Linked DNA regions of Homo sapiens: all the other regions are linked to region 2. The links are chromatin contacts, found by Hi-C or POLR2A ChIA-PET in ENCODE. All regions are on one chromosome and are shown on one strand. The core of a region is the stretch at or near the end of the contact, and the rest is flanking DNA. Distances in the headings are between cores, read along the strand shown. Region 1 holds the start of SMIM41-AS1 (SMIM41 antisense RNA 1). Region 2 overlaps GALNT6 (polypeptide N-acetylgalactosaminyltransferase 6). Region 3 has its middle 17 kb from the start of TMPRSS12. Region 4 holds the start of NR4A1 (nuclear receptor subfamily 4 group A member 1).

The links. Hi-C counts contacts between places; a loop is a spot of excess contacts on that map. ChIA-PET counts read pairs that join two places held with the same protein, here RNA polymerase II (POLR2A). Pooled maps may share reads with other maps.
Region 1: a loop to region 2 is called in a map with no recorded cell type, with 11 times the contacts of the local background. The contact joins the promoter of SMIM41-AS1 here to the enhancer-like site in region 2. A Hi-C loop is called at or near these places in 2 of 37 single-sample maps with no recorded cell type and 4 of 50 pooled maps. POLR2A ChIA-PET finds 5 or more read pairs at or near these places in 1 of 52 experiments (OCI-LY7).
Region 3: a pooled map shows a loop between it and region 2 (4-fold over the local background). The contact joins two enhancer-like sites. A Hi-C loop is called at or near these places in 9 of 168 maps with a recorded cell type or tissue (CD14-positive monocyte, CD4-positive, alpha-beta T cell, CD8-positive, alpha-beta T cell and 3 more), 3 of 37 single-sample maps with no recorded cell type and 12 of 50 pooled maps. POLR2A ChIA-PET finds 5 or more read pairs at or near these places in 1 of 52 experiments (activated T-cell).
Region 4: a loop to region 2 is called in a pooled map, with 9 times the contacts of the local background. The contact joins the promoter of NR4A1 here to the enhancer-like site in region 2. A Hi-C loop is called at or near these places in 6 of 50 pooled maps. POLR2A ChIA-PET finds 5 or more read pairs at or near these places in 2 of 52 experiments (B cell and activated CD4-positive, alpha-beta T cell).

The regions. Positions count from the first base shown.
Region 1 is chr12:52,116,837-52,119,536 of GRCh38, reverse strand. SMIM41-AS1 (SMIM41 antisense RNA 1) reads left to right here and starts at 1,319. Exons shown (of 4, transcript XR_007063312.1): 1 at 1,319-1,644. RefSeq lists enhancers at 408-457, 488-547, 558-697, 1,018-1,257, 2,621-2,700.
Region 2 is chr12:51,367,626-51,370,325 of GRCh38, reverse strand. The region is part of intron 4 of GALNT6 (polypeptide N-acetylgalactosaminyltransferase 6); the gene reads left to right. Among named protein-coding and RNA genes, the nearest start is that of CELA1, 22 kb to the right of the region's middle. RefSeq lists an enhancer at 851-1,000. Within about 2 kb of position 1,270, at least 7 of the 41 ENCODE cell types and tissues checked have a DNase peak (open chromatin) inside an H3K27ac peak, as active enhancers do.
Region 3 is chr12:50,824,145-50,826,844 of GRCh38, reverse strand. No RefSeq gene overlaps it. Among named protein-coding and RNA genes, the nearest start is that of TMPRSS12, 17 kb to the left of the region's middle. Within about 2 kb of position 1,329, at least 3 of the 41 ENCODE cell types and tissues checked have a DNase peak (open chromatin) inside an H3K27ac peak, as active enhancers do.
Region 4 is chr12:52,050,161-52,052,860 of GRCh38, reverse strand. NR4A1 (nuclear receptor subfamily 4 group A member 1) reads right to left here and starts at 1,419. Exons shown (of 7, transcript NM_173157.3): 1 at 1,293-1,419. It overlaps LOC107984510 (a long non-coding RNA gene), which reads left to right and starts at 1,707. Exons shown (of 2, transcript XR_001749148.3): 1 at 1,707-2,700. RefSeq lists an enhancer at 726-1,283 and a silencer at 1,375-1,784.

The DNA of each region.
Region 1 (2,700 bases), core at 70-2,569, 750 kb before region 2:
CGGGCTTAGGCAAAGTAAACATGATCACAGGGCAACATGCTCCCACAGGACTTTCTGCAGTAAGGAAGTGTGGCTATTGAGCCCTTGAAATAATGAGGCTAGTAAGACGCAGGAACTAATTTTTAAACATTATTTCCTTTCAATTAATTTTTTTTTTTTTTGAGACGGAGTCTTGCTTTGTCACCCAGGCTAGAGTGCAGTGGTGCAATCTTGGCTCACCGCAACCTCCACCTCCCGGGTTCAAGCAGTTCTCCTGCCTCAGCCTCCCAAGTAGCTGGGACTACAGGCACGCGACACCACTCCCGGCTAAATTGTGTATCTTTAGTAGAGACGGGGGTTTCACTTTGTTGGCCAGGCTAGTTTCGAACTCCTGACCTCAGGTGATCCACCACCTCAGCCTCCCAAAGTGCTGGGATTACAGGCATGAGCCACTGAGCCTGGCCCCTTTTAATTAATTCAAATGTAAATAGCTGCACCAGTTAGGAGGCTGTGAAGATGGTCCAGGTGAGGGAGGGTAGGGGCCTGAAATGGGGAGGCAAAGAAATGGGGAGGGCATGGACTCTAGGATTGTCAGGGCACTGGCTATTTAATATTTAACTTAACCACTCAGCCAGTACTGAAACAGTTGTTATGGAGGCCTGCGTTCGTGAGACCTGGCATGCCACAAGTGAGTAGAGCCAAGAAATCATGGAGACCCACTGAAAGAGGGGAAGGAATGCTCAGGGCCTTGGAGGTCTCCTGGGGGTCTGGCCGGGGCAATGGGGTGCTTATGTATCATCACTAGGAACAGAAACCCACGATGAATCAGCTTGGAGATGACAAGTGTGGTTTTGAACACATGGAAACTGAGAGGTCTTAGGACATCCCAGTGAAAGCATCTGGTAGGCTGTTCTGTGTATGGCTCTGATGCTCAGGAGGGAACTGAAACTGAAGACAGCCCTGTCAGTCATCAGAGGTCAAAAATCGGCAGCCCATAGGCCAGCTTCAGGTCACAGATGGAGGTTTAGACTGGCTCACACCATTGATCTCCCGAAGTGCTGGGATTACAAGCACTGCGCCTGGCCTCATCCTACCCACCTCTTCTTTTTTTAAAATTTAAGTTTTTCCATTTGCTGTACTTCATGCCAAGTATACACTCCCCTCCTGCCTGTTCCCAAGCCAGGGACCAAGGACTACAGGCCGGTACAGGATTTGCGCTTGGTTAATCAAGCTACAGTGACTTTACATCCAACAGTACCTAACCCGTACACGTTGTTGGGATTGCTGCCAGCTGAGGACAGCTGGTTCACCTGCTTGGACCTGAAAGACGCTTTCTTTCGTATCAGATTAGCTCCCGAGAGCCAGAAGCTGTTTGCCTTTCAGTGGGAAGATCCGGAGTCAGGTATCACTACTCAGTACACTTGGACCCGGCTTCCCCAAGGGTTCCAGAGCTCCCCCACCATCTTCAGGGAGGCGTTGGCTACAGACCTCCAGAAGCTTCCCACCAGAGACCTAGGCTGCGTGTTGCTCCAGTACGTTGATGACCTTTTGCTGAGACACCCCACGGCAGTCAGGTGCGCCAAGGGAACGGATGCCCTACTCCAGCGCCTGGAGGACTGTGGGTATAAGGTGTCCAAGAAAAAAGCTGAGATCTGTCGACAGCAGGTACGTTACTTGGGATTTACTATCCGACACGGGGAATGCAGCCTGGGATCAGAAAGAAAGCAGGTCATTTGCAATCTACTGGAGCCTAAGAGCAGAAGGCAAGTGAGAGAATTCTTAGGAGCTGTGGGGTTTTGTAGACTGTGGATCCCAAACTTTGCAGTATTAGCCAAGCCTTTGTATGAGGTCACAAAGTGGGGGACCGGGAACCTTTTGAATGGGGATCTCAACAACAGCAAGCCTTTCATGAGTTAAAGGAAAAAACTTATGTCAGCCCCAGCCCTGGGGCTACCCGATCTGACAAAGCCTTTTACATTGTATGTGTCAGAGAGAGAAAAGATGGCAGTTGGAGTTTTCATCCAAACTGTGGGGCCCTGGCCGAGGCCAGTGGCCTACCTCTCTAAACAACTAGATGGGGTTCCTAAAGGATGGCCCCTGTGTTTGAGGGCCTTGGCAGCAACTGCCCTGCTAGTACAAGAAGCAAATAAGCTGACTCTTGGGCAAAACCTGAACATAAAGGCTCCCCATGCTGTGTTGACTTTAATGAATACTAAAGGACATCATTGGCTAACGAATGCTAGACTCACCAAGTACCAAAGTTTGCTCTGTGAAAATCTCCGTATAACCATTGAAGTTTGGAACACCCTAAACCCCACCACCTTGCTCCCAGTATCAGAGAGCCCTGTCGGGCATGATTGTGTAGAAGTGTTTGACTCAGTTGACTCTAGTAGATCTGACCTCCGGGACCAGCCTTGGGCATCAGTAGACTGGGAACTACACGTGGACGGGAGCAGCTTCATCAACCTACAAGGAGAGAGATGTGCAGGGTATGCAGTGGTAACCCTGTACACTGTTGTTGAAGCCAGATCGTTGCCCCAGGGCACTTCAGCCCAGAAAGCTGAACCCATTGCTTTAATTTGGGCCTTAGAACTCCATGAAGGTAAGACTGTAAACATTGACACTGATTCTCGGTATGCCTTTTTAACCCTTCAAGTGCATGGAGCATTATAGAAAGAAAACGGCCTATGGAACTCTGGGGGAAAAGACATAAAATATCAA
Region 2 (2,700 bases), core at 21-2,520:
TGATCCACCCACCTTGGCCTCCCAAAGTGCTGAGATTACAGGCGTGAGCCACCAAACCCGGCCCAGAATTTACTTTTTAAGGCTGAATACTATTCTATTGTATGTATACACCACATTTTGTTTGTCCGTTCATTCGCTGATGGACACTGAGGCTGTTTCTGCCTTTGGCTATCGTGACTAATGCTGCTGTGAACATTGGTGTGCAAATATCCAAGTCTCTGCTTTCAGCTCTTCAGGGTATATGCCCAAAAGTGGAATTGCTGGATCATATGGTAATTCTGTCTTTAGTTTTTTTTAAGGAACCATCATACCTTTCCATAAGGAAACACCATGGATTTGTTTTTAAATACAATTTGAAGCCGCTGTAGTGACATGATCTGATTTATGATTTTTAGAGAGAATTTTACTTCTCACAGTAGCTGCCGTGTCAAGAATAGATTGAGGAGAGTGGTATAGAAGGCAGAAAAGCAGTGACTGTGGGGATGAGAGAGAGAGCTGGCAGTACCTGCAGATGTGCTGATTGTGGAAGGGGACAGCAGGGGGGATTCTAGCATGACTTCCAGGTTAGAGCAGCTGGAGGGATGCTGGCACCGTGTACTGACGTGAGGGAGACTGGGGGGCAGATTTGCAGGGGAAATTCAGAGCCTGTTTTGGGCATATGTTGAATTTTCCATTTTGTTCCACATCCAAGTGAAGATGGCAAGGTCAGGAAGGAATCCCTGGGAGCCATCTGCATGATACTTCAGATCATGGAACTGAGTGCGGTGTCTGTGTTGGCATCCCAGGGGTCTTGTGGACTTGAGTTGTGAGGAGTGAAGCTGGTTGGGGTGGTGGGGTGTTGAACCTAAGTTGGAAGGCTGTCACGGCGGGGACATGAGTGTGTGGCTGGGCTCACCGGTACAGCTATGCTCAGCTCCAGTCTCCTCAGTTCTGGGTCTGTCCAGTAGGTCTGGGGGTGGAACAGGTGGAGTATCACGAGGGGCATTGCTTAGGGGAGTTGTCTCCCCAGAAGGGCTTGAGGCCAGAGGCTGGAAGCCTCTCAGGCTGAGAATCCCTGGGTCTGGCCTCACCAGACTGGAAGGAAGGCGTGGGAGAAGGGCTTTGTAGTGCTCGGGGCCCCCCCTGAGGTTCACAGCTCAGTGCTTCACTGTCTCTCACCACAAAACCCACTTCCTATGATGTTTTGTCCGTGGGTTATCTCCACTACCGTGAACTTCCTGTGCGCAGAGCTGGGCAAGCTCTCGGGGAAACACAGCAGCCATGCTGAGGAGCCTGGGCTTCCTCCCTCCTTCCTGTCAGGGCCAGCACCCGGGGCTGCAGGTGCACTATGAGTCTCAAAGGGCAGGACCCAGACCAGGCCCCTCCCTTCCCAGAACAGCATCTGGCACCTGGCAGCACATTGACAGACATTTGTGGAGTGAGTGCTGGGCTGAGGCTGCTGCATGAGGCTGATTTTGATTCCTGAGGTCCTGGCCCCCAGAGATAAGAGGCCTCATTCCTGGAGTTAAGTAAGATACAGCCCCCTCCTCAGATGACTGCCTGAAGAATCCATTCATAAATGAGCGCCATGTCATAATCACCTCACCTGTCTGTCCAGTAGGATTGAAGAAGGAAAAAGTGGGCGGGGCGTAGTGGCTCACGCCTGTAATTCCAACTCTTTGGGAGGCCGAGGCGGGCAGATCACTTGAGGTCAGGAATTCGAGACCAGCCTGGCCAACATGGTGAAGCCCCATCTTCACAAAAAATACAAAAAATTAGCGGGGCGTGGTGGCAGGTGCCAATAATCTCAGCTACTTGGGAGGCTGAAGCAGGATAATTGCTTGAACCCAGGAGGTGGAGGTTGTGGTGAGTCGAGATTGCACCACTGCACTCCAGCCTGGGCGACAGAGTAAGACTCTGTCTCCAAAAAAAAGAAGAAAAAAAAAAAAAACATGGAAAAAAAAAGAAGGAAAAAGCTGAAATTCCAAATTATAGAGACTTTCCTTCTCCTAGGCGCCACTCTCCAGGACAGTGACTAAAGAACAGCTTCAACAAACCCCTTTCTCTCCCTTTCCCTCCCGGGATCTCACACACAGGGAAATGGCAAGGCCTTGGGTGACTGCGAGAGGAAGCAGAGACCACCTTGAAACTCGGGTGCATTAAGTCCTTGGCCTTCTCATCTTAATCTGCTCCAGAATAAAAAAATTTAAAAAAAAAAGTCCGTGGCCTCACTGGTGGTCAAGAGACCACCTTGAAACTCAGGTGCATTAAGTCCTTGGCCTTCTGATCTTAATCTGCTCCAGAATTAAAAAATTAAAAAAAAAAAAAATTCCATGGCCTCACTTCCCCTGGAGGGAGAAGGTGGGGAGTCCTCACATGCAGACTGGCTAGGATCCTGCTGCTGCCCTTTGTGCTTCTGCCACCCTGGGCTAGTCACTTTGAGTCTTACTTTCCCCATCTATAAACACTGGGGACAATACTCCCTGTTTCATAGAGTTGTTAACTATCATAGAGAAGATTAAATAAAGAAGTCACCATGAAGACACCTACCTCACCCACACCGGCACACACTCCAGCTCAGTGCTGGGTTATTGTGTGCGTGCATTTGTGGGAGATCAATTGCATGCAACCCCCTAAGCTGCTTAATTTCAGGACCTGCCGTTTGTAGAATGCTGCATTCAGAGCAAGGCCCAAGCTCTGGGCTGATCCCACAGTCCAAAA
Region 3 (2,700 bases), core at 80-2,579, 540 kb after region 2:
TATATTGGTCAGGCTGATCTCGAACTCCTGACCTCAGGTGATCCGCCCACCTCGGCCTCCCAAAGTGCTATGATTACAGGTGTGAGCCATGACGCCAGACCTGAGTCTTTTATTTTTTTTAGTGGCTGATTTTGTCCCAAGTAATTATTTTTGCTTTAAAGTCTATCTTGTTCAATATAGTTATGCCAGCTTGCTTTTGGCTAATATTTGGTATAACTTTTTCCATGTTTTTACTTAAAGTACCAAGTCTTCAGCCCTGCTGTTTCCTTATATTTTAGATTTACCTCTTATAAGTACCATATAGTTAGATATTATTTCCTAATTCAACCTGACAATCTTTGTCATTTAACTAAAATGCCCAGTTTGTTTACATTTATTATGATTATTGATACATATGGATTGATTTCTACCATCTTATTTTGGGCTGTTTGTCCCACCTGTTTCTTTCTTTTTCTCTCCTTTCTTGTCTTTTGGATTGATGAGTGTTTTTACTGGGTATAGAATTCTAGGTGTTTGTGCACAATGATAAAGTGAAAAGTTGAGGGCCCTTTTGTTCTCTTTTGTCATCTCCAGAAGCAGAGTTTGAGCTTGTGAAAAACCATGGTTCATATGTATTTGGCATCCTTCACCTACCACAATACTTAGTACATAGTTAATTCATAGGAATTCCATTTATTTTGATTATCTTTGACTACAGCTGGCAAGATGTGGCCTTTTCCTTTTAAAAAATTTATTGCTAAGAACTCTAAGGCAGTTTTTGTTTAAATGTTTTGTAAACTTAGCCTATGTTATTTGCAGCTTTTCTGAATTAAAAAAAAAAATTGGCAAGCCTTTTCCCCAGATGCGGCATTAAATTCTAAGAGCTGTCAGTTGGGCAAAACTTTGATCATTTTGTTCCAAAATTAATTATTAAATCACCATACCTACGTTCCTCACTAAATTTCCTCTGGTCTACTTGATCGTTCATTTATGGAATGATACAGTATTAAGGTACCATTTATAAACTTCTAAAAAAAATACTGCAATCCAGCATGCATTATTTATGGATCTGTGTAAATATTAAAACAGGGACTGGGCTGGGCATGGTGGCTCATGCCTCTAATCTCAGCACTTTGGGAGGCCAAGGTAGGTGGACTGCTTGAGCTCACTAGTTCAAGGTCAACCTGGGCAACATGGCAAGACCATGTTTCAAAAAAAAAAAAAAAAAAAACAGGAAAGAAAAAAAGTAATTTTGGAGTTAGAGCTGTGTAAATCAGTGTGTAAAACTTCTGTGATTTTAAAATGGAGGGTTGCCATCTAGTGGACACATTTAAATAAAACCTTTAAAGTCTTTCATAATAGGTTATGACGCAATGGAATAAAGTTTTTCAGACTCTTCCACACCACACGTAAGAAAGAAGGTATATTCTGATAGTTAAAACAACTTTGGAGTTTATCAGACCTAGGTATGAACCCTGGTTTTCTTATTTACTGTGTAACCTTGGGCAAAGTTTCAAACCTGTCTGTACCTTAGTGAGTTTGAACTCAGACCTTCATTGATTTAACAAAGTTCCCAACTTACAATGGTTCAACTTACAATTTTTTGACTTTATGATGGTGTGAAAACGATACTCATTCATTAGGAAACACGCTTCAAATTTTGATCTTTTCCTGGGCTGGTGATATTCAGTATAATACTCTGGCAATGCTGGGCAGTGGCAGAGAGCCGCAGCTCCCAGTCAGCCATGTGATCAAGAGGGTTAACAACTGTTACTCTGCAGTCTACTGTGTTGCCAGATGATTTACCTATAGGGTAATCTAAGCATTCTGAGCACGTCTAAGGTAGGCCAGGCTAAGCTATGATGTTTGCTAGGTTAGGTGTATTAAATGAATTTTTAATTTACAATACTTTCAACTTACCATGGGTTTATCAGGATATAACTCCATCATTAACAGTAGAGGAGGTCAGGCGTGCACACCTGTAATCCCAGCACTTTGGGAGACCAAGGCGGGTGGGTCACCTGAGGTCACGAGTTCGAGAACAGCCTGACCAAGGTGAAACCCCATCTCTACTAAAAATACAAAAATTAGCCAGGCGTGGTGGCACGTGCCTGTAATCCCAGCTACTCCGGAGGCTGAGGCAGGAGAATCATTTGAACCCGGGAGGCGGAGGTTGCAGTGAGCTGAGATCACGCCATTGCACTCCAGCCTGGGCAACAAGAGCAAAGCTCCGTCTCAAATAAACAACAGCAACAACAACAACAAAAACCACAAACAATAAAACAGTAAAGGAGCATCTGCATTATGAAGCCCTCCAGTGAACTAGATTAGACTGTGGGGATGGTTTCCTAGACTGTGGGGAGATAGCAGAGCACAAAATTAGACAGTCTCCTCCTAGAGTTTAATAAGGGTTGTGTTAGGGGTACTGGGGAGGGACTACTATTAATATTTTAGAGTGGGCAGTTAGAAATTGGGTTTAAATCTTAGATCCCTTAATAATGCTTATATAACCTTAGGCAAATACCAGTCTCAAGGATGACATTAAGACCTAAGTTCAACACGAGCTGTAACACGGCTTCGTTCATCACTTTTTTCCTAGTAATGCTTGGAATAGAAAAGGCCTTCGATAAGTATCTGCTGAATGTATGAATGGCACTACTTTAGCATTACCTGAACACATTTCCTGGCGCCTAAGCACTCAATAAATTTTAGTATTAAGGA
Region 4 (2,700 bases), core at 170-2,669, 680 kb before region 2:
AGAGGTGAGGGTGGCCACATCTGCCTGCACTAGGACAGCCTGGCCAGGGATGGGCTGGGGGTGAAGGAGGAAAGACAGCAGTTGGGCAGAACTGGGCGCTTGTTCCTGCCTTATTCAAATCCTGTTTCTCCACCTGGACGTCCCACATCCGGATCAACCCCCATCAGTCCCTCCCCCTTCATGCAGGTTCTTAACAACACAAGATATGGACCTACATCTAGCCTCACAGGAGGGGGGAGCAGTCCCACAGGAGGAGGAAGAGGCGGGGTTGAAGGAGGCAGTGGGGAGAATCCGGCTTCAGGCAGGTCTTGGCAACAATGTGGCTTGCACCTGTTCTGCTGAACAAGCCTCAGGCTGCACCCTACCTGTAAGATCCAACAGAGACTACTGGGGGAGGGGGCATAGGGATGATCAGCATCTGGAGCTGGAATGGTTGGGAGGTATCCTCTAGGCAGCACCGCCCCAAGACTCCAACACTGGCAACTTCTATCCAGGATCCCCAAGGACAAGGGTTTCCACCTCTGTCTCTCTTTCTCTCTCTCTCTCTCTCTCTCTCACACACACACACACACACACACACACACACACACACGTGATCCAAGCCCCAGCGAAATCAATTCTCCCTGTGCTTACAGAGACCCTGCCCCGACCCCAAGAAGCCTCCTTTATTCAATACACAGCAAGCAGCCCTCCACAGGTCAGCCACCAAGCCAGTCACTTCCTTCAATGATCCGGAGGCTTCCTAACGCACCTCAGACAGAAAGTTCAGGGTGGGGAACCCCTGCCAACTCAGCCACAGCCTCTAAAGTGTTAAGAAAACAACCGGGACACTGGGAGGGAGCTGACAGGCTGGGAGGAAGGAGGGCCTTTTGGAAATCCAATCCCAGTTAGAATCGTACGGATCCCAGCAGCGCCAAAGCTCTGTGTACCTGTTCCCCCACGGTGCTGTGACCCCCATCCACACCCACCCAAGTTCAGAGCACCGTGCGCCCAGTTGGGCACCCTAGGAGACTGAACTAAGGCCAGCCGCCTGCTGGACAAGTCCCTACTCCCGGCGCCAACCCCAACCCCCTACAGCTTCCACTTTGCAGGTAGTCAACCTCCCCTACCTCCTACCCCGCACCCAGTAGTTTCCAGTCTGACCTGGGTTCTCATCCCGTTGTGCTACAGCTGCACACTACACCTACCCTCTTGCATGCCGGCCCTACAACATCCTCTCTGCCCGCGCGTACACCCATCTCCTTCATGCACCGCTCCTAAAAACAGATGCACGTTCCCCGAAGGGAACCTACCCGGCCGGCTCCCGCTGCCCCTGCCCGGACTGGCGCCCCGAGTCTCAGCCTGGTCCCTGGTCCCGCGTGCGCTCCCGAAGTTCTTCTGTGCACTCCCCCAAGTTTCGTAGCCTCCGCCACTGGGACTCCCCGGCCGAGCCCGACCCTCCTCTTAAGCGCTCCGTGACGCACGGGGAGGGGCGGGGGCGCCACTGACGCAGGCCGCCCGTCGAGCTTTGGCCATACAAGGGCGCGGGGGGCGGTGCGGTTCCGGCGGGAGGCGGCCAGGGGGAGGTGCGGCCCGGGGAGCCCGAGGGGGCGGGGCGAGGAGGGGGGGCCTGGAATGTCTGCGCGCGTGACGCACGCGGGGTTCCATTGACGCAGGGAGCGCGGATTGTTTGATCTATAAATAGGCTCCTCGCGCCCGCCGCGCCCGCTAAAAATAGCAGCTCCCAGGCCCACTAGGCTCCCCGCACCGGACTCGGGTCCCAGCTGGGGGCCCCCAGGTCCAGAATAACCAGCGGGAGGGCCAGAGCCCGAGAAGGGGCGCTGTAGAGACGCGGCCGCGGGGCTTCCCCGGATGAGGATCTCCTCACTCTCCAGTTGCTCCCGGGAGCCAACCGCGCCCGGTCCCTCCGGCTCCCTCCGAGCCTAGCCCCGCCTTTACACCTTCCCAAGCCCTTCCTGGAGCCCTAGGGTGTCGCTGCTGCCGCTGCTGGGCGGTCAGGACAGGCCGCGGGCTGAGGCGGGCAATTCGGACACACCCTGGGGAGCCTGCGCCCTCACCTCAGCCCTAGGCGCAGCTAGTGCACAGGACGCGGCTTCCCCAGCAGGGTCTCAGGCTGAGAGGCTGCCCCTGAGACGTCAGTTAGAGCCCTCGCTTAGTCCCTCCAGGCAGTCTCCCTACACAGGACCTTCCCGAGGGCAGGCGTTGGCCAGGCCCAAGCTCGGCCAACAGCTCTGGCTCCGCTCCACAAGCTGAACTTGGTTTCGCACCGTCCCCTCCCCAGCCCCTTACAGGGGGAGTGCACCCTAGTTGGGAAATTACCGAATTTCAGAACCGGGTGGAGCCTGAGAAATCTTTTCAAACTTGTGCCAACTCTTCCTCATTTTATAAACAAACAGGCTCAGAGAAATAATGGCACTTGCTGAAGGTCACACAGCCAGGTGGTGGCACACTGGGTTGGAACCCAGGGCCACAGACTGCATCTCTAGGGATCTCTCCACGCCTCTTATCAATACCCCTCCCCCTGTCCACATCAGGGAGCACCGGCCCTCCCAGCCTACCTCCAGCACCTGTGGGGAGGCAGCTCTGACCAGTTATCACCTGCCCGGTGGAGTGAGGAACAGCCCGCCAGGGCCCTGCTGGGCACAGACCAGGCTTCAGCCACCTGGAGCCTTCCCTGGTTTGGCCGTCACCCTTCCACCC